Regions from separate parts of the Homo sapiens genome. Here all the other regions are linked to region 3. The links are chromatin contacts, found by Hi-C or POLR2A ChIA-PET in ENCODE. All regions are on one chromosome and are shown on one strand. The core of a region is the stretch at or near the end of the contact, and the rest is flanking DNA. Distances in the headings are between cores, read along the strand shown.

The links. A loop is a pair of places that touch in the nucleus more often than their neighbours do. ChIA-PET counts read pairs that join two places held with the same protein, here RNA polymerase II (POLR2A). Pooled maps may share reads with other maps.
Region 1: a loop to region 3 is called in a map with no recorded cell type, with 6 times the contacts of the local background. The contact joins the enhancer-like site here to the promoter of RAB22A in region 3. A Hi-C loop is called at or near these places in 3 of 37 single-sample maps with no recorded cell type and 9 of 50 pooled maps. POLR2A ChIA-PET finds 5 or more read pairs at or near these places in 2 of 52 experiments (A549 and activated B cell).
Region 2: a loop to region 3 is called in a map of CD8-positive, alpha-beta T cell, with 8 times the contacts of the local background. The contact joins the promoter of ZNF831 here to the promoter of RAB22A in region 3. A Hi-C loop is called at or near these places in 3 of 168 maps with a recorded cell type or tissue (CD8-positive, alpha-beta T cell and posterior vena cava), 1 of 37 single-sample maps with no recorded cell type and 11 of 50 pooled maps. POLR2A ChIA-PET finds 5 or more read pairs at or near these places in 1 of 52 experiments (activated CD4-positive, alpha-beta T cell).
Region 4: a pooled map shows a loop between it and region 3 (6-fold over the local background). The contact joins the enhancer-like site here to the promoter of RAB22A in region 3. A Hi-C loop is called at or near these places in 6 of 50 pooled maps. POLR2A ChIA-PET finds 5 or more read pairs at or near these places in 2 of 52 experiments (activated CD4-positive, alpha-beta memory T cell and activated T-cell).
Region 5: a loop to region 3 is called in a map of CD8-positive, alpha-beta T cell, with 5 times the contacts of the local background. The contact joins the enhancer-like site here to the promoter of RAB22A in region 3. A Hi-C loop is called at or near these places in 1 of 168 maps with a recorded cell type or tissue (CD8-positive, alpha-beta T cell) and 4 of 50 pooled maps. POLR2A ChIA-PET finds 5 or more read pairs at or near these places in 1 of 52 experiments (activated B cell).
Region 6: a pooled map shows a loop between it and region 3 (2.2-fold over the local background). The contact joins the enhancer-like site here to the promoter of RAB22A in region 3. A Hi-C loop is called at or near these places in 6 of 37 single-sample maps with no recorded cell type and 7 of 50 pooled maps. POLR2A ChIA-PET finds 5 or more read pairs at or near these places in 3 of 52 experiments (CD8-positive, alpha-beta memory T cell, Caco-2 and MCF 10A).
Region 7: a loop to region 3 is called in a map of B cell, with 10 times the contacts of the local background. The contact joins the promoter of GNAS here to the promoter of RAB22A in region 3. A Hi-C loop is called at or near these places in 8 of 168 maps with a recorded cell type or tissue (B cell, CD4-positive, alpha-beta T cell, CD4-positive, alpha-beta memory T cell and 4 more), 13 of 37 single-sample maps with no recorded cell type and 19 of 50 pooled maps. POLR2A ChIA-PET finds 5 or more read pairs at or near these places in 4 of 52 experiments (CD4-positive, alpha-beta T cell, MCF 10A, T-cell and 1 more).

The regions. Positions count from the first base shown.
Region 1 is chr20:57,680,066-57,683,278 of GRCh38, forward strand. The region is part of intron 1 of PMEPA1 (prostate transmembrane protein, androgen induced 1); the gene reads right to left. Among named protein-coding and RNA genes, the nearest start is that of PMEPA1, 28 kb to the right of the region's middle. RefSeq lists enhancers at 1-71, 72-595, 422-491, 872-981, 1,392-1,451 and 2 more and a silencer at 1,810-1,973. Within about 2 kb of position 1,291, at least 10 of the 41 ENCODE cell types and tissues checked have a DNase peak (open chromatin) inside an H3K27ac peak, as active enhancers do.
Region 2 is chr20:59,162,544-59,165,948 of GRCh38, forward strand. ZNF831 (zinc finger protein 831) reads left to right here and starts at 1,278. Exons shown (of 6, transcript NM_178457.3): 1 at 1,278-1,664.
Region 3 is chr20:58,307,994-58,311,563 of GRCh38, forward strand. RAB22A (RAB22A, member RAS oncogene family) reads left to right here and starts at 1,722. Exons shown (of 7, transcript NM_020673.3): 1 at 1,722-2,019; 2 at 3,050-3,129. The coding sequence starts at 1,984. It also overlaps the pseudogene PPP4R1L. RefSeq lists silencers at 1,191-1,750, 1,791-2,120.
Region 4 is chr20:57,431,571-57,435,024 of GRCh38, forward strand. LOC124904939 (a long non-coding RNA gene) reads right to left here. Exons shown (of 2, transcript XR_007067672.1): 2 at 3,091-3,454. Among named protein-coding and RNA genes, the nearest start is that of RBM38-AS1, 40 kb to the left of the region's middle. RefSeq lists enhancers at 1,171-1,220, 2,082-2,161. Within about 2 kb of position 1,486, at least 16 of the 41 ENCODE cell types and tissues checked have a DNase peak (open chromatin) inside an H3K27ac peak, as active enhancers do.
Region 5 is chr20:59,251,382-59,254,949 of GRCh38, forward strand. It overlaps ZNF831 (zinc finger protein 831), which reads left to right. Exons shown (of 6, transcript NM_178457.3): 5 at 1,597-1,757; 6 at 2,517-3,568. The coding sequence ends at 3,362. Among named protein-coding and RNA genes, the nearest start is that of EDN3, 47 kb to the right of the region's middle. Within about 2 kb of position 2,195, at least 3 of the 41 ENCODE cell types and tissues checked have a DNase peak (open chromatin) inside an H3K27ac peak, as active enhancers do; they include CD8-positive, alpha-beta T cell, where a contact is called at or near this core.
Region 6 is chr20:58,869,153-58,872,210 of GRCh38, forward strand. All of the region lies in intron 3 of LOC101927932 (a long non-coding RNA gene), which reads right to left. It also overlaps a transcript of GNAS not described here. Among named protein-coding and RNA genes, the nearest start is that of GNAS, 21 kb to the right of the region's middle. Within about 2 kb of position 1,304, at least 2 of the 41 ENCODE cell types and tissues checked have a DNase peak (open chromatin) inside an H3K27ac peak, as active enhancers do.
Region 7 is chr20:58,890,057-58,892,670 of GRCh38, forward strand. It overlaps GNAS (GNAS complex locus), which reads left to right and starts at 1,365. Exons shown (of 13, transcript NM_000516.7): 1 at 1,365-1,809. The coding sequence starts at 1,671. RefSeq lists silencers at 623-772, 833-1,332, 1,343-1,562, 2,433-2,522.

The DNA.
Region 1 (3,213 bases), core at 41-2,540, 630 kb before region 3:
GCATGGAGTCTGGCTTGCACTGCAAGCCCCAGGGAACCGTCGGGGGATGAGTGGATGGTAAAAACGACTTCTGCCCGTCAGACACTCAGACACACCAGCGGGGAGAGCTGCAGCCACTCCAGCTTTAGCTGGGTTGTGCTAAGAGCTTTAAGTGCATTATATCATTCAAAGCTCCCAAGGAGCCGCTTTGGGGAGTCCCGTCAACACCCGCATTCTGCAGATGAAGGGACTGGGACCTCAAGGGCAGCTGCTAGGGCTAAGGTGTGGTTCTTCTACCGGAGATGATTTTGCCCCAGGGGACATCTGGCCATATCTGGAAACACTTGTGGTTGCCACAACTGGGAGGGGGTGTTACTAGCATCCAGTGGGCGAGGGGAAGTAGCTAAACATCCACCCTGCCACGCACAGGGAAGTCCCCCACAGAAAAGAATTATTGAGCCCAAACGTCAGCACCAAGGTCGAGAAACTCTGGATTAAATCAGATGATAGTGAATATCTCAGGCACAGTGCCGGGTGCATAGTGCTTGCTCAATAAACATTAGCTAGGCAACAGCTGATTCCTAATTAGGCCTCAATGTGAAGACAGAAGCAGGGACTGAAACCACACACAACCGGTTTGAAGAATAACAACAACTTAGTCTAAAAACATCTGCTTTGAAAGCAAACGCTTAGGAAAGGGCAGTTGTTCATTTCACACTTGGATTGTACATTTCTGTAGGCTGGAGTCGCAACCACCTTGATCACCGATCAACGCACACTGGCACCAACCACCATGCCAGACACACAGGAGGCACTTCGTAAATGCTTGTGAAATGAATACATGGGTGAGGGAAAGTGGCGGAGAGCAGTCTGCGTGAGGACGTAAGCACAGGTCCTTCTCTGGAGGCAGGAGAATGAAAATCATCCCACGGGTCGGGGCCGGGTCAGTGAGGAAGGGAGGGAAGGAGTTCTGAGAATGTCAATCTGCAGGACAACTTCTAGTTTCCACCTTTTGCATGAGGGATTTCCAAGTGCCCCAGGGCCTGGGAGTCCCCATTCATCAACCCTGGGTGCTACCAGGGACAGGGCCCATTGTGATTTGTGAGGCCTGCCTGAGTGCTGGTGGGGCAGGGGTGAGGCAGGCGCCCATGCTCCTTCCTGACCTCTCCAGCACGCTCCATCCACTTGCATGGAATCACGGCAGTGGGGAATGAGAAACACCCCTCCATCACTGCCACTGGGAACCCCCGTCCCTCCAAACCTGCCGCCTGCCTGAGCTCCTGAGGGCACCCTCACCCTGCATGGGCCTCCTTCCTGCCAGGGAGGGAGCCCTGTGCGAGGCAACCAGGGGTTGCCCCGGAGCCAGTCCCACTTCTGCCATCTGCGGGTGACAGCGAGAGACCTCTCTAGGGTGTCCCCTGCCTGAGACGACCGTGAGGATGGTGTGGCGCTGCCTCTTACAAGGGTGGTCCCAGCATCAAGAAGGGAACGGCCCTCCCAGACCTTTCACTGCTTAAAATAACCAACTTTTTAATTTAGCAACCATTGTCGTTTCACGTTCAATTCTGTAAGCAATAATAGAGCTCTCCACGTACCCTCCACCTCCTCCCCTGCTGGCAGCACCTTACAAAACTCGATTCTCTGTGGTTTTCCCAGAATCAGAACTTGTGTACGCTTTAGTCACCCCCTCATTTTACAGAAGAAGGAACTGCAACCTGGTCAGTCCCCCCTCAAGGTGACACGGCCAGCTGGGAACTGGACATGGCCACCACACCTAGCTTAGCAGACCTCACCCTCTCGGCTTCTCCTCTCTGCCTGAGGTACTCCCCCCAAGGTCTTCCCACCGCTGACTCCTTCTCATCCCTCATTCTCAGCACAAGGTCAGCCCTGCTGAGAGACCCTCTCAGACCAATAAAGCAGCCCCCAGGCACAGTCATGTGACACTGTCGAATCTCCTCCTCCGTTCAGTATCTGACTCTGTTTCCCATCTGCACCAGACTAGTAGCTCCCTGAGGGCAGGCTCAGGCCTGTTCCATTCACCAGGTCCTCCCATCTCCAGTGGCACAGGGAAGGAGCTCACCTACTGGATAAATGAACAGAAGATGGGTGATTCGCCCAAATACCGGGTCTGTCCTCCTTCCTTAGGTCACTATTACACACAGACAGACACAGCTACCTTCGATGGGAGGTGACGGCGTAGCAAAGGCTCCCAGTGGGAATGAAGGCTTGAGCTGAGTGTGAATGGTGCTCAGAGCGGGGGACCAGCTCCACCAGCGGTTCCCTGTGTGACCTTGGGCAAGCTGTTCTCTGAGCCTCGGTGGTTTCATCCATAAAATGGGGAAATGACAGCCCGCTGCCCTTGCATACCTAAGCACAAAGTCACTGGTAACTAGGGGCCCAGGTTCTGGGTCTCCCTGGAGTGTCGGGGTCCTAGGCGCCGGCCCAGAGGAGTTTCAAAGTCAGCCTTTAACTGCCCTCCCAGTAAAGAGGCTGCTGAATGCTACAGAGCAGGCTCCCGTGCCCACCGCCCCACACCTGGAAGACGAAAGGACACGAGAAGGAGAGGCACAGCTGCGTCGCTGGCTGTGACCCACACTCCTCCAGTTTTTGATTTAAAAAAAATCCCTGAAACAGCACCCACTCCCTGTCAAGTCTGTGTCCCCATCGCCAGCAGAAACCAACTCCTCCTGGAGGAAGGAAAGTTCAATGGATGAGCTATAAATATTTCTGCTAGATGCTGCCTGGGAGCTGGGCTTTCTGCATGAGCAGGCCCCGCTGAAAAGGAAGGCGGCTCGCCAGATTTGTTTCGAATTATGAAAATAGATGTTGTCTCCCCACCACATCTGTTTTGCCTGACAAATGAGCAGCAGCTCGCCTCCTAAATAAGGCAGCACACCAAGACGGTCTTGAAACTCCGGCTTCTCCAACTCTTCAGAAAAGGAGAAGAAGAAGAAAAAAGAGTCCAAGCCTCCCAGGTTTGAGCTCTAAAAGCCAGACCTTTTTCAATGTCATCTCTCACGCCGCAGTCTCCGGGGGCATTTACGCCACACTTGTCCTTAAGCTCAGATCTCCCTGAGCAGGTAGAGGCTGCTCACGTTAGAGGGCACGGATATCCCCCACTGCTTTTTAAAAAGAAAAAGAAGGCCAGGAGACACGCGATCAATTATAAAAAGTGCAAAGAAAGGAAAGCTCCCTAAACTCAAGCCAAGGGTGCGTTTTTGATGTGCTGAGAGA
Region 2 (3,405 bases), core at 28-2,527, 850 kb after region 3:
AGGGGGTCCTTTCTTTCACTGTTTATTTTTGTTGACTTTGTTGAAAATCAGTTGGTTTTAGGTGTGCAGCTTTATTTCTGGGTTCTCTATTCTGTTCCATTGGTCTGTGTGTCTATTTTTATACCAATACCATGCTGTGTTGGTTATTGTGGCCTTGTAGTATAGTTTGAAGTCAGATAATGTGATGCCTCTGGCTTTGTTATTTTTGCTTAGGATTGCTTTGGCTATTCGGGCTCCTTTTTGGTTCCATATGAATTCTGGAATAGTTTTTTTCTAATTCTGTGAAAAATGACATTGGTAATTTGATAGGAATAGTGTTGAATTGCTTTGAGCAGTATGGACATTTTAATGATATTGAGTCTTATAATCCATGAGCATGGAGTGTTTTATCATTTGTTTGTTTTCTTTCAGTAGTATTTTGTAGTTCTCCTTGTAGAGATCTTTCACCTCCTTGGTTAGATGTATTCCTAGGTGTGTGTGTGTGTGTGTGTGTGTGTGTGTGTGTGTGTTGCTATTGTAAATGGGATTGTGTTCTTGATTTGGCTCTCGGCTTGAACATTACTGGTGTATAGAAATGCTACTGATTTTTGTACATTGATTTTTGTATCCTTAAACTACTGAAGTCATTCATTGGGTCTAGGAGTCTTTTGGTGGCAACTTTAGGGTTTTCTAGATATAGAATCATATCATCAGTGAAGAGAGATAACTTGACTTCCTCTTTTCCTATTTGGATGCCTTTTATTTCTTTCTCTTGCCTGATTGCTCTGGCTAGGATTTTCAGTACTATGTTGAATAGAGTGATCAGTGCCATATCTTAAAAATAAAACCTAATTCAAACAAATCCATGTTGAACAAAATATCACCATTTTACATAAAGACAGCATCGCAGAAATCTTTCACTGGGACCTCCCACCATAGTCAATTGCAGTGGAAATGCTCATTCTGGGCCCTCAGGAACCTCTGGGGTTACATGTGGAGGTTCTGCAAACACTTGTTCCATCCACATCTCCAGGAAAACGACCACCTAGGCTCTAATTCTTAAACTTGCCTGCACAGAACAACCTCATCTCTAATGCAATGTTTTTTTGCACACCTACATTTCTGGGCAGCAAGCTCTTTATAGGTTGTTAGGTCAATAGTAACAATTACTAAAGAGCTGAGCGGTGGCTCTTTTTTTTTTTTTTTCGTGTCTGCTTCTATCTCTTCCTGTTTTCTAAGGGTTGCTACCGTGACGTTAGGTAATGTATAGGAAATAATTTACTTCCTATTTCTGGGCCATACCAAGTTTTATCTCTGCTTGAGTCTCTTCCAGGTTGCTTGAAATGGTGCTTTTCTCAGTTAAACGTGGACTTGACATAAAGGCCAAGCCACAGGAGGCTGCCCTCTTTTATTTTATTTTATTTTCTAAGGCTCAGGGAGCATCTCTCCGTTCTCTGAGATGCTGCCTGCAGAGTAGGAACTGGGAGAGAACACTAAAATGCCCTCTCAGCAAAGAGTAGCGAGCTCCCTACAGAGAGTGAGAGCACGGGCTCTTGAGCTCATCTCTTCTCTGTGGGGCCAGCCCAGTGGTCCTTTCTGGACCTGTGGGTGTCTTCTCTGGGCAACCAGATCATTGTGTTTGAATCAGAGCATCATTGGCTGAAAACACTCCACTGTTTATAAAGGTATGTAACATGCTCCATGACATAAGCATATATAAAATGTCAGTTAAAAAAAAACTCTTTTACTCTATGTTCTTAATGATATATTTATCTTCAAGCACGCAGTTAAAGGGAAAATGCTACGTAAAACTGTGTGTGACCCAGTTCAAGTAATTCTCTCATGTGCTTAATACTGCTGTTGCTTTTGTCAAAATATTTACTACAATTCAAAATGGCTGTCAGAAACCAGGTCCACAATCCATGTTCTACTAAACAGAAAAACATTTATAAGAAAATTTATTGCTTTATAAACTGTTTTTTTTCCCAGTGATGAACCTAATTAAACTGAAAGTGTGAATTGGTTAGAACATATTAGCCCAAGTATGTGTGGTATATATATACACATATATATGTATGTTTTATTAGGCCAAGTTTTTTATTTGTATATAATATAATTGAAATATCAAGGTATTTGATAGAGCTACTATTTATAGCAATTCTACTGATCAGCCACCCAAGGGTAGCATTTTTCAATGAGATTTACAAGGGCCAATAGTCCATGTATTTATACACATATCTGACTTCCCAGTATCCAAAATAGCAAAGAGCTGGAGGCTATCTCAGATCAGCCATGGAAGCCATGCTCTGAGAGGTAACGTGTTTCTCCTTTCCCGTAGCAAATCTTTCTGTAAGAATGAAACCAGAGATGTTATCTACCAAAATGCAACGAGGGACAGGATGCAACTTAGAAAAATGGTAACATTAGCTGACTGGGAAAAACAGAATCAACGTCAGGGCCAGTTTAAAATAATATGCCTTTTAACCACCCTCGCTTTATTGCCCCAGCTAAGAGCAAGTATTTAGGACCATAGGCTAATATTAATCAGAGAGAACACTTAGGTTCTGTGGCAATGTTGGGGTCTGTGAGATTTGCTTCCTTAGCTGTGCTTCCGCTGGGAAGCTGGGGAGGGTTGGTCCTGAAGGAGGAGTGCCATGTGAGCAGGGTTACCCAAAAGCACCTGCCTAGGGGAAATGGGCTCACTATCAGGCGCCGTGGAGTTACCAGCTAGAGAGACTTTTCTCCTGGTAGAGACCATGAACATCATGTAAGCAGAGAACCAAGACTGTAAAAGGGAGGTAGGGTAGGCTGTTTGGTTAGGGGAGTGGGGCAGGAACAGACACAGGGAGAGTCTACCACGTCTGGACAAATCACATCTATGGTTTTATCCAATCCTTTGAACAAATGAACATGAGCCCCACTTTTCAGATAAGGAAAACACAGCATGGAGAGTTTAAGTGACTTATTCCAGGTTACAGGGTTTATAGGTAGCAGAGCAAAGGTTCAAAGACAGGTCTTATCTCCAGGGTCTGGGAACTTTACCCACCATGCTGCCTGTCTGGGTGTGGCATGGCAGGGAAGGCTGAGTTATGCTGGAAGGTCACACTCAGGGATTTCTGCAGAGTGACTTTGGGGCATAGGTAGGAAGCTTGTTCTCAGTACTGGCTTGTTACCAAGTGAGAGATCTTTGTATGTTTTCATTGCTTTCCTTGTAGTTCCTTTTTTTTTCTTCTTTTTTTCTTTTTTGGAGCTGTAATCTCGCTCTGTCACCCAGGTTGGAGTGCAGTGGCATGATCAGCTCACTACAACCTCTACCTTCTGGGTTAAAGCGATTCTTCTGCCTCAGCCTCCTGAGTAGCTGGGATTATAGGTGCTCACCACCACAACTGGCTAATTTTTTTGTATTTTTAGTAGAGAAGGGGTTTC
Region 3 (3,570 bases), core at 472-2,971:
CGAGGTCAGGAGATCGAGACCATCCTGGCTAACAGAGTGAAACCCCTTCTCTACTAAAAATACAAAAAATTAGCCGGGAGTGGTGGCGGGCGCCTATAGTCCCAGCTACTTGGGAGGCTGAGGCAGGAAAATGGCGTGAACCCAGGAGGTGGAGCTTGCAGTGAGCCGAGATCGTGCCACTGTACTCCAGCCTGGGCTACAGAGCAAGACTACGTCTCAAAAAAAAAAAAAAAAAAAAAAGAGTTTAACGCTGTCTGGTCCATGGTAAGTTTTCAGTAAACACCAACTCTTACTATTAGGAAACCTGAAGATGTGGAATGAAAGATGAGAGGAAGTACTGTATATGACTGGCGTACAGTACGCCCCCAATTAATGTTAGCTATTTGGATGATTTATATAGGGCTTCTTCACCAGCAAGCACTCCGGTGCTCGGTAATTTTCTGTTTACAAGTAGGCTCTCCCCACACCCTGTGAGCTCCCTGCGTGTAGAGCTGTTTTCAACACATCCTTGCAGGTTCGGAGCCCAACACGTGGCCCCCAGAGCAAATAGCTGCTCAGTAAGTTTCTTGACAGGAGAGAAAACGCTTCCTTCCTTCACCAGAAATGCGAACTTGGATTTCTAAGATGACACCTCCCCCAGCTACCAGCCCTTAACATGATTCCAAAAAAGAGGGCAAGAAGGGACAAGGGTCCCACCCAAGAAATGCGGGGGCCAATGGGCTCCATGGGATAAGAGATGGAGCCGGGCTTGTGGCCAGGACACTTGAGAAGTCCGTGCAACTCCGTGACCGGCCACACCGAGAGGGGGACCTCCCAAACCCCCCAGCAGTCCTAAAAAGTCCCTAGGAAAAGGGCAAGGCCCTGAGAGGGAAGTCACCCACCTCCCAGGTGGCGGACCCCCCGCCCGCCCAGGGTCGACTAGGACTTGGGACTACCCCCTCCGCCCATCCCACGGCAGCTGCAGGCGCAGGAAGAAAAGAAGTGACAGGGAGTCCAAAGTTTCCCCAACAACAAAAATCCTTCCCCCGAGGGAAGGGAAGGGCTCCCACCCTCAGCCCGCCCCGCCCAGGGAGGAGGGACCGCCACCAGTGGATCTAGGCAGTTGGGGGTCCCGCTGTTCTGGTCCCGACAAGGAGTGCCTGGCTTGAGGTTCCCCCGCCCCGCGCTTCGTGCACTCTGAATTCTTTGAGAGGGTCCCAGGGAGGGACAGGGGTGCCCCAACTCTTACTTACAGTCGTCTAAGTCATCCTGCAAGTCCACAAAGTACAGGGGGATCTCTGAAAACCAAGAAACACACAAGAAGTTACCAGGGGGCTGCGGCGAGAGGGGACGGGGTCGGGCAGGGGCCCCTCGGCCTCGCGGGGTGGTCACGGGGCGAGAGAGAGAGGGGCACCCCTGGCATCCCCCGAGCCCAGCCCCACTCACCCGCCATCTTGGGATGGGCATGGAGGCGGGACCGGCAGGGGCGGGGCCCTGCAGACAGGGGCGGGGCCCTGCAGACAGGGGCGGGGCCCTGCAGACAGGGGCGGGGCCCTGCAGACAGGGGCGGGGCCCTGCAGACAGGGGCGGGGCCCTGCAGACAGGGGCGGGGCCCTGCAGACAGGGGCGGGGCCCTGCAGACAGGGGCGGGGCCGTCGGCTTCGGGCCCCGCCCCCGATCCGCGCCGGCCGGCCGGCCCCGCCCTCTCAGCGAAGGTGGCTGCCGAGGTGGGCGGGGAGGTCAGGTGACGCGGCCGGCGTCCCAAGATGGCGGCGGCGGCGGCTCCCGGAAGGCCGCGGCGGCGTCCCGGCTGCTAAGGCGGGCCCCACGCGGCTGGCAGCGGACAGGCCGGACCTACGGCCGGAGGACGGGCGGCAGCCGCCTCTGCGCGGACCGGGGCTGGGCCGTGCGGCGGCAGCGGCGCCAGGGGATGCTCTTGCTGGGCCTGGCCTCTCCCTTCTCAACTTAGGGCGGCGGCGGGCCCGCGCCCCTGGCTCCCGGGCCATGGCGCTGAGGGAGCTCAAAGTGTGTCTGCTCGGGGTGAGTGGCGGCGGGTCCGGCCGGGAGGGCCACGGGAGGCTGGGCTGGCGGGGACCCCGGATCCCCCCTGTCCCCTCATCCCTTCCCCCCTCCCACGTCCAAGACGCTGTCTGCCAGCCCCGTGGACCCTCCCTCCAGCTCGGGAGCCGTCCCGCCCACCTCTTGCACTCTCGAAAAGGTCCTGGAGGCCGAAGGGACCCTTCCCCTTCCCCTCCCTGGAGCCCGTGGACTCTTCCCGCCCCACAAAGAGCAAACAGCCCCCCCTTGCCTCTCTATTGCATCTGGGTTAAGAGAGGTTCTTAAATAGTTTTCTCCCAACTTACCAAGGTATTAGTTGGGAGTTGGCCAAGTCTTCCAAAGTAAAACCAATAACAGGTCTTTAGGTTTTACAAGCAGCATTAGCCTACTTTGTCTCTTGGGTGTTTTTGAACTTGTGGGATACCCCTGCCACTTGTCCAAAGAGTTACTTTGCCAAGTAACTCTTCCTGTGGAGAAAAGGGGTGTTCAAATCAGGAAGCCCCAAAGACTAGTTTGAAGCTTCAGCTTCCTGTCTTGTCAGGAAAGACAAGGTGTTGGCCATTTCAAAGCCTTCTTTCTGAAATTGATGCTGTCATTCCAGAGTTTCTGCCTTAAAGATCGGCAGGAACTCCAATAACTAATCTTTATTCCCCCAAATAGGGTGGGGCTAGGATTCATCAGGGATTACTCAGAGGTAACTCAGGAGTTCAAAGTTTACTAACATATGTTAAAAAGCAAGTGGACTTGTTACTTTTTACACGAAGCAGAAACTTTGGGTCTCTCAAAAGGTCCTAATCTGTCTTAACGGCAAAAACCTCTCCCTTTTAGTACAGTTGGAATTTCCTAATTACTCTACTGAATTTTTATGACAACCGCTTTTGTGTTCCTCCGTTTATAAAATTTACACGTCTAGGGTGATTTTTCTAAAATCCTGAACTTATGCCACAAAGTAGTTTTTGGTGTCTGCCAAAAGGTAAACTTTTTCTCAGTCCCTCATCTCGTTCTCTTTCAGGATACAGGTGTAGGTAAATCGAGTATTGTGTGGCGGTTTGTGGAAGACAGTTTTGATCCAAACATCAACCCAACAATAGGGTAAGAGACTTTTATTTGATACACATCTAAAGGTGCATTGAAAATCCTTCCAAATACATAGTGTGTTACAGGTGTAGGCCCTGCGCTTTGTAGTCATTGAATTCTGAGTCGCTGGTTCGCATCATCTCTGGAAGGACTTGAAAGAGTCCAGTGAGGATCTGTGTATTTTAGGAAAATTATCTTCGGACTTGTTGGGGGTGAGAACTTCAAAATGCAAATATGAATTGGAGTTCTACTAATTATTAGAACAGACACAGAAGCTTCGGTCTATAAATATCAACAGCAATTACACCTTGAAATAAGGCAGATGAAAATAGATCCTGGTGCTATTCTTTCAGGCATATCAAGTAAAAGACATTTAAATGGTTTTTGTCCTTCCTGAAAGTAGTAGGTTGAGATCTGAACCCTTACACATTCCTGTACTGGTAGTAATAATAAATT
Region 4 (3,454 bases), core at 236-2,735, 880 kb before region 3:
TCTCTTTGCACCTTTTCTTTCTTTCTGGAGATGGTGGTCCTGGCTTGCCAGGGTCAAGCTCAGGGCTTGAGTGGGATTACAGGCATAAGCCACGGCGCCTGGCCTCACCTGCCTATTTATGATTACAGCAATTTGCAGGACCATAGTTTTGTGTGCACCAGTGAAACAGCTCACATGAGAATGATCTGCGCTGTGCACAGTGCTTCGATTTTGTGTTTTCCACTGATGACATGTTGAGGTCCAGGGAGGAGGGGTATAGGTGAGGCCCATTCTTGGAAGAGCAGCCCCCACCCACCCCAGGGCTCAGCCCTGTCACACCCGTCCCCCGAGGACTGGCATTTGGGCATCATCACCTTTTTACTACTTTCATCACCTTCTTCAAACGGGCCATCCGTGGAACTGCAGCAGGGCAGCGGGTCGGGGGTGGGGGAAGCGTGGGCCTGGGCTGGGGGTGGGCTTGGGGGCTGTGCACTGCTCTGTAGGCTCCCCGAGGCTCCTCTGATAGAAATCATCCTATCAGGATGCATGATCCAGGACAGTCACGCAGGGCTCAGAAGCCAGGACAGTCACTCAGGGCTCAGAAGCCAGGACAGTCACGCAGGGCTCGGAAGGGCCCTGCTCAGGGTTTCCTGCTCTGCTGTTACCATCTTGAAATTCTTCTTTCTTTTTTTTTTTCTGAGACAGAGTTCTCACTCTGTCACCCATGGGCATGATCTCCACTCACTGCAAACTCCGCCTCCCAGGTTCAAGTGATTCTCCTGTCTCAGCCTCCTGAGTAGCTGGGATTACAGGCGTGCACCACATTCCTGGCTAATTTTTGTATTTTTAGTAGAGACAGGGTCTCACCATGTTGGTCAGGCTGGTCTTGAACTCCTGACCTCAAGCGATCCGCCTGCCTCGGCCTCCTAAAGTGCTGGGATTATAGGCATGAGCCACTGCGCCCAGCCCATCTTGAAATTCCTGGTAATGTTTCAACAAGGGGCTCTGCGTTCATTTTGTCAAACTTCATGTGGACATCTGACAACAGCGAGCACCTTCGGAGCCCTGGTCATGTGCCAGCTCTGCCCTAGGCCAGCCACACACACTGCCTCCTTGAATCCTACTAGCCGTTCTGTTACAGGCATGGTCATCATCAACCCATTCTGCAGATAGGGAAACTGAGACTCAGAGAGCTCCTGATTCAGGCAATACCAGGTAACATCAGCTTTGAAAATCAAATCTGGCCAATCCCTTTTTTTTCAAACTGAGACCCAGAGCGGCTAGAGTTGGCTCAGGGACACGCAGCCCCTGTGTCTCACTGCAGGGTTCCCAGCCATTCCCCAGGGAGGAACAAGAGACCATCTGCCCCCCGGGTGCTTTCTCCGGGCCTTTTTGGAAGGCCCCATTGGCTGGGTTCATTTTGCCACATTTCCTTTCTTCCTGGCTGGTGGGGAGGACTGTCTCAATGAGGGGTGAACAAACCCCGGTTTTAATCAGAGCAGCCACTTCCTCTCACCAGAGAAGAAACCCGCCCTCTCACAACCCACTTTCTATATTTAGACCCAGGGCCTCGCCTTGAGCTGGGCCAGGGCTGGGTGTGGCGGGGCCTGCGGCTGCTTCCGGCTCTCGGGAAGGAAGTTTCCACCTGTTTCCCAAGAGCCAGAGACACGAAGCCTGCAGGTCCTAGGCTGAGTGCAGGATTCTTGAGCCCACAGGGGCCCATAGGACAGTAGTTCCAGCCTCCCCCTCTGCAGCTCCACAGCCATGTGGGGGACAAGGCCCATTTCCAGGACAAGAGAAGCCCACTCCCATTTCATTCATTCCTTCAGGGACCTGGTGTTTTCTGGGTGCCTCCCACAACCCAGGTGCCGTTCTAGACTCTGGGGATACGGCAGGGAACAAGACAGGCCCCTGCCTTCACGGAGCTGACAGTCTAATGGGAATGACAGAAGTAAATACAATAAAAATAAACTAATAAAACAGAAACCGGATATAACTAAGGAAAGGTAATGAAGGCATAAATCAGGCAGATGGACCAAGAGGCGTAGTAGAGTGGGCAACACCAGGGGCGGGGTCCCAGGGCCTCTGCAGGCCCCTGGGGTGTGGAAGGGCCTGGAATGCAGCGACAGACTGAACAGGGCTTAAGGCAGAGAGGACAGAGCGTGCTGATGTCACAGCCAGGGCTCTTGTGCCTGGTGTGGGAGCCAGTCAAGCTGGAGACAGGGGTGAGGTCAGGCCCTGCAGGGCCCGGGCACTAAGGCAGAGGTGTGGATCTCAAATACCAAGAGAAACCACCCAGCGCTTTTGAACCTAGCGTGACATGCATCACGAGCTGTGTGGTTTTTTTAAAGCTCACCCCTACTGTGATGTCAAGAAAGGGAGGCAAGGGGCCAGGGGAGGGAGTCCAGGCCAGTTGGAGGGGGTCCAGGCCAGCATGAAGGGGGTTCAGGCCAGTGTTGAGAGGGTCTAGGCCAGTGTAGAGGGGGTCCAGGCCAGCGTGGAGGGGTGGTACCCCAATAGTCTAGGGCACTGGCTCTCCACTGGGGCCATTCTGCTCCTCAGGGGATGTTGGGCAATGTCTAGAGACATTTTTTCTTGTCATAGTGGTGGTGTGCTACAGGCACCTGATAGGCAGAGGCCAGGGGTGCTGCCAAGCATCCTGCCATGTCCCCACAGCGGAGAAAGATCTGGCCCCAAATGTCAAAGGGGTGGCGGTTGAGAAAGCCCGGCCTAGCGGGAGGAGGTGGTGGCGAGCAGGGCGACAGTGGTGGAGGAAAGTGATGTGCCCCGTTCTGGGATCCAGGGTGCATGGAGCATGGATGAGGAGTCACTTGGCATTCTGCTCTGAGTATTTAAGAGTGACCCATGAGAGCTGTAAACTCAAGTCTCAAGTGTGGGTGACCTCCAACACCCAGGCAAGGGTTCGCCTAGCATGAGCTCCGCTGCCGAGCGCAGTGTCTGCAGGACTATTCTGCACACATCTTTGGCAGTGCCCCCATGTGGTGGCAAGATGCCCCGGCATCAGTGACCTTCGGCAGTCAACCCCCAGCAGTGGGTTAAGGAAGACTTCGGTGTCCTTGGAAGATTGAAAACGAGAGAGGACTCGAGAAGGGGGTTCTGGGCTTCTTGCTAATAGAGAATCTGGGTACCTGAGTGATTAAGGAGCAAAGGGACACAGTCATCTGGGGATCATAAATTGATGGAGTGGCTTATTCTGACTTCATTAGGAGTTCCCAGGAGAGCCAGGGAAAGGGGAGGAGGATTGCTGGGTTCAGGAAAGGCACCTGTCACACGCGTGCCTCACTGACTTGCTCGTTGCTCCAAGAACATAGTCAATGCTCCCTCTTCTTTGCATCTCCAGCTTCAGTGCTCTTCAGTTTGTCAGGCGCCTGCAGTCCCAACCCTGGGAGAGCACTCCTCAGCTGGCAGGCTCCAAAATACCCAGGACGAGGGGAAGGCAGGAATGGCGTGGATG
Region 5 (3,568 bases), core at 945-3,444, 940 kb after region 3:
ACTTTTCAACAACTGGAACGCAATAGAGCCGTGTCTGCAACCCCAAAGGGAAATGATTTCCGATTTTGAATGTCATACCCAGCCAAGCTGCCAATGACATCTAAAGAGTTATACTTCATGTACCCTTTCTCATGAAACTACTAGAAGTTTTGTGTTAGGAAAGCAGGAGTGTAAACCAAGAAAAAAGAAGTTGTAGAGGTTCAGGAACCAGGAAAGAGGCGAAGAGAATCAGCACAGCGGGGATGAAGGGAGACCCCAGGGGCACAGCCATGCTGCAGAGAAACATGGTCCACTTGGAGCAAATCAGAAAGTTTCAAGGAAACATTTCTCACAGAATGAAATGAAACCTCAGACAATTGGAGAGGTGGTTGGAAAATGATTTTAGAAATGAGTCCATAGAAAACTCAGCAAAATTTTTAAAAAGCAAAATCGTCATTAATCCCAGGGAAAGCAGTTTTCACAAGAAAGGCAACGTAATCGTAGTATACTACAAGATTCAGTGCTGACAGGTATTCTCCTAAACATACTAATATAAACATGGAATATTCGCCTAAATGAAAACAGGCCATAGGGGTTAGAGAACTGTTGAGAAGATAGAGAGGTGGAATGTGTGCTTGTGTGGGGGGTCATGAAGTTTGAAGAGGAGGAGAGCTGGAAGAAGAGGGAAACCCTCCTCTCTCCCCATGAGAAGTCACAGCTACTACTTCCACAAAATGTAGTTCTATAACAATGTTATCAGACATGAAGGAGCTAAAAGTCAAAAGACTCCCGAATGGGAAAAGATGGATGGGTTGGCAGGGGTTGCAGTTTTTCTTAATACACAGTTAGGCTTGACTTTTCAGACTGCACATGTGTACCTTTCATCAAAATAAAAGCAAATTTAAAAGTGGGTCTAGTGCTTCTTCTCTAGTGACACAGTCGTTTTAAGATATTTCTCTGATCTCATATCATGATGGAACCTGCCCTCTCTGAAATTTTGTGATCCTTTTGACTGGTATGCCAGGTCATCAGTGCGGGTGAAGGATGAAGGAAAGACAGGTATGAGAAGTGCTGTTTTGTGGATATTGTCAGGGCCCTTCTTTCCTTCCACAATCACAACAATAACCACCACAACAAAACAACAGCATCACAAAAGCCAACCTCATCCCTTGCTGCCCAGCACTCTAGTGGGAATTAAGACCTGGTTTATATTTCTGGGTTCCCACCATGCATCGAGTGAAACGTCTATTCTGACTACTTGGTAGTATGTCAGAGAATTCAAGCTGATCTAAAATTTACCTAAACAGACATGACCAGGAATACAACTCTGATGAGAAGAAGCAACATGAAATATAGATATATTTTATGATATGTATCATTCAGGGGTTTTTCTACTTTGAGAATTGGTTTTGCCATTTCCTTCCTTCATAGAGTGGATATATTTTATTTGACCAAATGTGAATTGGTTGGAGATAAATTGAGTTCTTGCACACACCCTGTGAGATGAGGGTTAATGAGCTCAGAGGCGATCAAGAAGTCATGGACAACCTCCCAGGAAATTACTCTTTGCTAATTTTATAATTCCAGTCATATGTAAATGTGCCTCTCCCCTTGCAGGTCTGAATCTGCAAGAGGAGCCATCTTGTGCCACCTCAGAATCACCTCCTTGTTGTGGGAAGGAAGAGAAGAAGGAAGGTGACTGCAGACAAACCTTAGGAACCCTCTCTCTTGGTACAAGTTCAAGAATTGTCAGGGAAATGGACAAACGAACTGTGAAGGTGGGCATGATGATTTTGAGCTGCCTCTACCTATTCCTGGTCTAGATGTATAGCCCTGCTTGTTCTTGCTGCTCTTGTTCAGTGTGGCAGAACTTGCTCGGATCACCTTATGAAGATTCGTGGCACAGAAAGCCCATTAAGACAAACAAATAACTCAAAACATTCTGTATCGAATGAGTAGCTTTGGTAGTGCAAACATTGGGATGATTTCTGATGGTTTCTTTAAAAAAAACCCCAAGTATGTTATTACTGCACACCTGAATAGAGAGATGGCTGACAGATGCCACTGCAACATGAAGCCCCCCCAGACAGACTGTGGGGCTGCGTGTTGAAAACCACTAAAATATGTATCCAGACCACATTTGGAAAAACACTCATCCGGAAAAAACCAAAAAACCAAAAAACCCTTCAATACACAGTCCTATAAAATAGTACATCCGCTTCATGAGCGGTAGTGACTTAAAAAAGGAAGCTGAGAACTGGTAAGATAATTGAGTGGTTTTGTTTTTCACAAAGCCAGATAAAAGCACAGGACGTCAGCAACCTATTTTGTATCAATCAGGAGCTTTATTCGAGTTAATGCACCAATTAGTTATTAATGGAAACTTATTGAGGGCGTCATATTGAAGTTCACCCTTGGTAAAGAATCATTAAGACCTCAAGACCTGTTTTCATTGAGGACCACGTTTCTGACCACATTTTTCTTTGTACCAATTAACCTCCCCCCCCACTTTTTTTTTCCTTTGCACTTTGTTGCAGGATATTTCTCCATCTGCTGGTGAGCATGGTGACTGTACTACTCACAGCACTGCTGCCACATCAGGATTATCTCTGCAATCTGACACCTGCCTGGCAGTGGTTAATGACGTGCCTCTACCCCCTGGCAAAGGTCTTGACCTTGGGTTGCTGGAGACTCAGCTGCTGGCCTCCCAGGATTCAGTCTCAACAGATCCCAAACCATACATCTTCTCAGATGCTCAAAGGCCTTCTTCCTTTGGGTCCAAAGGAACTTTTCCCCACCATGACATTGCTACCTCTGTGGCTGCCGTTTGTATTTCTCTGCCAGTGAGAACAGATCACATAGCCCAGGAAATTCACAGTGCTGAATCACGAGACCACAGCCAGACTGCAGGGAGGACTCTGACATCAAGCTCCCCAGACAGCAAAGTCACAGAAGAGGGCAGAGCACAGACCCTCTTGCCAGGGAGACCTTCATCTGGACAAAGAATTTCAGATTCGGTTCCACTGGAGTCAACTGAAAAAACTCATCTTGAAATACCAGCTTCAGGACCAAGTTCAGCTAGTTCACACCACAAGGAAGGGAGACACAAGACGTTTTTTCCTTCCAGAGGCCAGTATGGGTGTGGGGAAATGACTGTCCCCTGCCCCTCTTTAGGAAGTGACGGTAGGAAACGTCAGGTATCTGGATTAATCACTCGGAAAGATTCTGTGGTTCCTTCTAAGCCAGAGCAGCCCATAGAAATTCCTGAAGCCCCTTCTAAATCCCTCAAGAAGAGGAGTCTGGAAGGAATGAGAAAGCAAACTCGAGTAGAGTTCAGTGACACCAGCAGCGACGATGAAGACCGATTAGTTATAGAAATATGAAGCTTCCAGAGAAACATGGTGTCTGGTCAAAAAGACTGTTGACGCTTCACAAGTAAATGTTGTCAGGCTGGCGGAAGAACTAAACTCTATCTGTGAAACACCTACAGATTAGGAAAGCCATTTTGAGTTATTTACAAGCCAACTCCAACCAACTTCTGACCCCCAACTCAGCCGCAGCGTTCCCCAGCTCCCCTTGGGAGTGCTCT
Region 6 (3,058 bases), core at 54-2,553, 560 kb after region 3:
CCGCCCTGGTGCCCCGGTTCTCCTGGGAACTGGTCCTGAGATCTTGGACAAATCCCTGGTTCTAGTTTTTCTCAATTGAAAAAACAGGAGGGATGTCTTTCTCACTTTAAAACTTATTTAATTATCTTATAAAGTTTCAATAGATGAGGTATGCCAACCCCCTATCCAACACAAATTTTTTTAAATGTCTGTTCCAAAATGGCAGATTGTATAGGAAATCAAATGGTAGGGCCCTCTGTTGTCCTTTGGTAAATAATTAATAGTTTCTGGGTCCCAATCACCGGGAGAATCTTTGTGGGAGCAGAGTTTGGTGGTAAACTCTTTCACACCTCAATCAAGGGCTAGAAAAGAGGTTCATAGGTGAGCAGAGCTCCAGTTTCCACCAGGGAAATCTAAGGGGCCTACCTGGAGAAGTTAGCATTTAAGACAATATGGAGAGATGAAGTAGAATTTGAGGTGCATGGTCAATGATTGTTTACAGAGAAGGGACTTGCTAGGGATACATCATTGCTTTTCCATTCATGCAAGTATCATTGTGTTTTTCAGGATCTCTGAGACCTCAGGGCTAGTTTTAAGTTCTTCCCCTCCTCAACCCCTCTCCACTTCTCAGTGCTTCACGGCACACTGGGGCATTCTCACTAGCGAAGGTGTCCTCTCTAAGGATGGGACCCCTACTGTCCATCTCAGGCTCAGCACTGCCTTGGGGCAGGCCACTTCTGGCTTCTTTAGGCCTCGTTTCCACGGGAGGGGAAGCTGGGTCCGATGGTGTCTGGGTCAAATTCCTTGGTTCCAAGAACAGGTACCGTTGCCATTCCCTTCCATTTCTGCCCCCTGCACCACCCCACCCAGCAGCTGGAAAATGATGAGGTCATCTATTTGAGAAGGGCCACACAGGCCTCCCACACAAGGACCTACAAAGTCCTCCAATGGGAATTTATTTCTTTCTGATCAAATTTACCCTCCATACCCCATTCATATACACATTCTTTCTCCCCTCTCTCTTAAGATTGTAAAGTTAAAGAAACTGAATACACAGGGTTGATTTAAGGTAAACGTCCCTCCCACCCATCTATTTAAAAAATTTTCTTTTACTTGATAACTTTCCTACAACATGATTCTCTTATGCCCATATTCCTCTGAGGATTCTTTAAAGCTTTTCTTGCACTTTCTCCTCCTCACAGTCCCTGACTTCTAGCCCTGAGTGGTGGCTGAGGGCAGGTGACCCTGTAGACCGTGGGGAACAGAGGAGGCCAGGGCAGGTGGCTGCCTCTTTCCAACCTTTCCTGGGCCATGGGAGCTCCTCCCCACCAGAGGTCAGCAGAGAGCTCAGAATGGCTGGGTCTGCTCTCAGAAATTGGGATCTTGGAATTCTCTAGATGAAATGTAGGATGCCCAAATGGAAAAAAAGCCCCATGTTTCCAGGGTGTTTTGGTTGGGGCTCTCATCCTGTCTTGGGTCCCGGGGACCTTACTTTTAACACCAATACAGCCATTCTGTGCTTTTCTCAGGGGAGGGGTGGTTGGGGGTTTGGTCTGTTTATTTGGTGGCTTTCTTGGTCAGTCTTCTCCCTGCGCCAGACGCACAAATCCCTCCCTTAGAGGGAACCACACCCTCTTAGAACTCTCCCTTCTGGGGCCCAACTGCCCACTTTCGCTTCCCACATGACATGGAACCCACATCCCACACTTGGCCGGGCGCCTTTTCTTCTAGTTGTATTTATTGTTAAAATGACATCATAATATTACAGGAAATCCCCCCAGCCTACCCTCACCCTGCTGTGATTTTACTGATCATTATCTCCCCCTGTTCTTTACTCAGGTGTATGCATAGTTTTGAGAGGGCATGAATCATGGTGTGCAGTTTCATATTAATCCCCCTGCTCCACAAACACACACTACAGGACAGTTTCCTTAGAGCTCTTCCATGTTCGCCATCGTCCTTCCACAGTTCTTTCACTTGTTCAGTCCTTTCGCTAGCGGGGAAGAGCAGGGAAAGAATTGAGGTTCCCTCCCTTTGTTTTTCCTTCTCTGATCTTTTGAAATCCCGGGGTCCTTGTGAACGACTCAGAAATTAAAACCAATTCCCTTTGGCCAGTTGTTTATTGTTGAAAGAGAGAGACAAAGAGAAATTAAGGTGCAAACGGAAGGAAAGAAGTAAATAGAGATTAAATTTAAAAATTTGAAAGGGAGCAGTGGTTCACGCCTGTAATCCCAGCACTTTGGGAGGCCGAGGTGGGCAGATCACCTGAGGTCAGGAGTTCAAGACCAGCCTGACTAACATGGAGAAACATCATCTCTACTAAAAATACAAAATTAGCTGGGCATGGTGGCGCATGCCTGTAATTCTAGCTACTCGGGAGGCTGAGACAGGAGAATCGCTTGAACCCGGGAGGCAGGGTTTGCAGTGAGCCGAGATTGTGCCATTGCACTCCATCCTGGGCAACAAGAATGATACTCCGTCGAAAAAAAAAAAAAAAACAAACAACAAAAAAAAAACCAAAAAAATTAAAAGGGAGAGAGAGGAGGAAAAAAGAGGGAAAGGAAAGAGAGAAGGAAGGAAGAAGGAAGGGAGGGAGGAGGGAGGGGGAGAAAAGAAAAGAAAGGAAAAGAAAAAAGAGAAGAAAAGAAAAAAGAAAAGAGTGCCTTTGCCAAGTTTAGCTCTAAGCACCAAATGGGGTCCTTGCCCTCTAGGAACTTCTAGTCCAGAACAGAGGAGAGGATCAGGTTGCAAGTGATTATCCTTCTACCAGGCAGGGGGTGGAGCGCTGCCAAGGAGGGTGTGGCTGGCACAGCTGAGGGGCCAGGCTGGCTAGACCGGACAGGAGTACGGGGAGGAGAGGCAGGTTCACAATCCAGGCTGGGGCATCCTCTCCTCCCCATCTCACTGCCCCATGAGGTCCCTTGTTCGTTCAAGTGCCAACCAGAAGAGCTGGGACAGAGGCCTCTCTTGTGTGCCAAGACGGGGGCCACCACCACCCTCTGAGCTCTGACCACTGCCCTCTCACCTCTTATTGCTTTCCCAAGTGTTTACCTCCTGATTCTAAAACGATGGTCCAATT
Region 7 (2,614 bases), core at 115-2,614, 580 kb after region 3:
CAAGAACCCGGCGCGGGAGGCGCTCCCCGAAAAGTTCCTAACAGACAAGGAGCGCAAGAAGCTCGAGAAGAAGCTGCTGGAGCAGAGGCGAAAGGAGGAGAAGAAGAAGGAGAAGGAGAGGAAGAAGATGGAGAAGATGCTGAAGAAGAAGAAGAAGAAGGTGCCAGAAGCCCAGGAGGAGGCCCGATGCCCCGAGGCCGCCGCCGCCGCGGCCGCCGCCGACGACGACGAGGGCGCCGAGGAGGGCGCCGTCGGGGGCGCCGAGGAGGGCGCCGCCGCCGGGGGCACGAGTAGGGCCTGGGCTGACTGGGACACGGACTCGAGCGACGAGGACGACGCCTACTACGCGGCGCCGCGCGTTGGGGGCATCGTGTGGCGGCCCGGGCCGCTCAAGGCTGGCGCGCTGAGCGCCCACCTGCCCCTCGTGGTGTTCCTGGTCTTCTCGGTGCGCAGCCCCTCGTGGGTGCTCAACTTCCTGCTGCAGAAGCGCACGGAGCAGGGCCGCGGCTGCGGCTTCGTGTTCGGGGCGACCTGCTGCTTCCGAGTGTTCCTGGGCTGCGCCTTCTTCTCCTACTTGGGCGGCCGCGCCAAGCGCAGAGGCCGCGGGCGCTCCGGGGCCAGAGGCGCCTTCGGCTCGGGCCATGGCGCCCGGCGCCGGGGGCGCGAGGAGCGGCTCATCTAGTCAGACCCCCCACCCCGCCACCGCCACCAGACACCACCATCGCTGTGTAGTGTGGGTTTTTATTCGTGTTCGTGTGTGTGTGTGGACACATTTTCCTTTTCGGTTGCTCTGTCCTTTGGTTCGTGCTCGCCTCGCTTTTTCCACACTCCTGCTCTCTGGCTCTCTGTGTCTCTCGCTCTTTCGAAAATTTTCCTAAGTCCGGGCGCGCGCTCCCTCCCCTTCCGCCCACCCCAGCCCCTCGGCGGCGCCCGCGGGAGGGGGAGGAGGCCTCGGGGGCGCCGGGCGACGCGGTCCGGGGGGTGGAGCGTTGGCGTCGTGCGAGGGGTCGTCACTGGCGCGGAGACGCCCCCTCTCCCCCCTCGGCTCAGCCGGGCTGCTGCCCGAGCCCGGGGGGTGGGGGGCGTCTCCCCGGCCCGTCCCGTCCCCGGCCGGGCGCGGGCGGAGGGACCCCCTCCCCGGGCTCCCGGGGGGCCGCCTCCCTCCGCCGGCTCCCGCCCTCCCAGCCGCCGCCGCCGCCGCGGCCGCTCCTCGGCCCTCCTCCTCCTCCTCCTCCTTCCACCCCCCTCGCCGCCGCCGCCTCCTCCTCCCCCCGCCTCCCCCCGCCCGCCGCGGCGCTTTTGGCTCGGGGCGGCGGCGGGGGCCCGGCCGAGGCAATAAGAGCGGCGGCGGCGGCAGCGGCGGCAGCAGCTCCCGCAGCTCCTGCTCTGGTCCGCCTCGGCCCGGCGGCGGCCATCAGCCCCCTCGGCCTCGGCTCGAGGGGCGGGGAGCTGCGCGCGCCCCTCGGTCCGACCGACACCCTCCCCTTCCCGCCCGTCCGCGCGCCCCGCGGCCCGCGGCCCGCAGTCCGCCCCGCGCGCTCCTTGCCGAGGAGCCGAGCCCGCGCCCGGCCCGCCCGCCCGGCGCTGCCCCGGCCCTCCCGGCCCGCGTGAGGCCGCCCGCGCCCGCCGCCGCCGCAGCCCGGCCGCGCCCCGCCGCCGCCGCCGCCGCCATGGGCTGCCTCGGGAACAGTAAGACCGAGGACCAGCGCAACGAGGAGAAGGCGCAGCGTGAGGCCAACAAAAAGATCGAGAAGCAGCTGCAGAAGGACAAGCAGGTCTACCGGGCCACGCACCGCCTGCTGCTGCTGGGTAAGGGCGGGCGGGGGGCGCCGGCCCCGGCCCGGGGGCCCTCGAAGGGCGCCCCGCAGGCCGCGCGCGCCGAGCCCGCCCCCCGCCCCGGGCGCGCGCTCCCGAGCCCCCCGCCCGTTCGCGGGCTCTGTCTGTGGGGGGCGAGGCCGGAAGGGGGACCCAGGGGCGCGGATTCGGCCGGGCGGGGGCTCAAAAACGGGGCGGGGGGCCGTGGCGACGCGGGCGCGGGTCCCCCTCCCCCGGCCTGCCCGCTCAGTGTCTCTCTCTTGCTCTCGCTCTCGCTCTCCCCCTCTTTCTCTCTTTCTCTCTTTTTCCGCGAGGCCTACACGACGCCAGGGGTTTGGGTGCGTGTTGGGGAGGGGGAGGGGGAGCCCATGGGGCTCCGGAGACTGCGACAAAAAGAGGGTTTCGGGGACAGGAAACCGGGTGGCGGGTAGAGGGAGGGGGACCCGCCTCCGTGGGGTGTGAGATTTGTTGGGAGAGGGAAAGAGGGGAAGAAAGGGGCGAGGAGAGGAGGGGGTGACGCTGGGGGGCGCCGTGGTGGCGGAGGGGGCCTCGCCAAAGGGAGGCTTTGGCGGGGAGAAGTGGCCGAGGAGAGTGGGGGGGCTGGTGACATCAGCCCCTCGGAAAGGATCGGAGCGGTAAAGGTGGTGCAGTGGGGGGGAGGGGGCGCAAGGGAGTCGTGGCGCCGGAGTCGGGAGGGGGGCGGCGAGGGGAGGAGGGAGGGCGGTTGCCGCTGGGCGCGACTTGGTGCGTTTCGGGCAGGACCGACTGACTGTGTGTGCGCGGAGCAGACGTGTCCCGG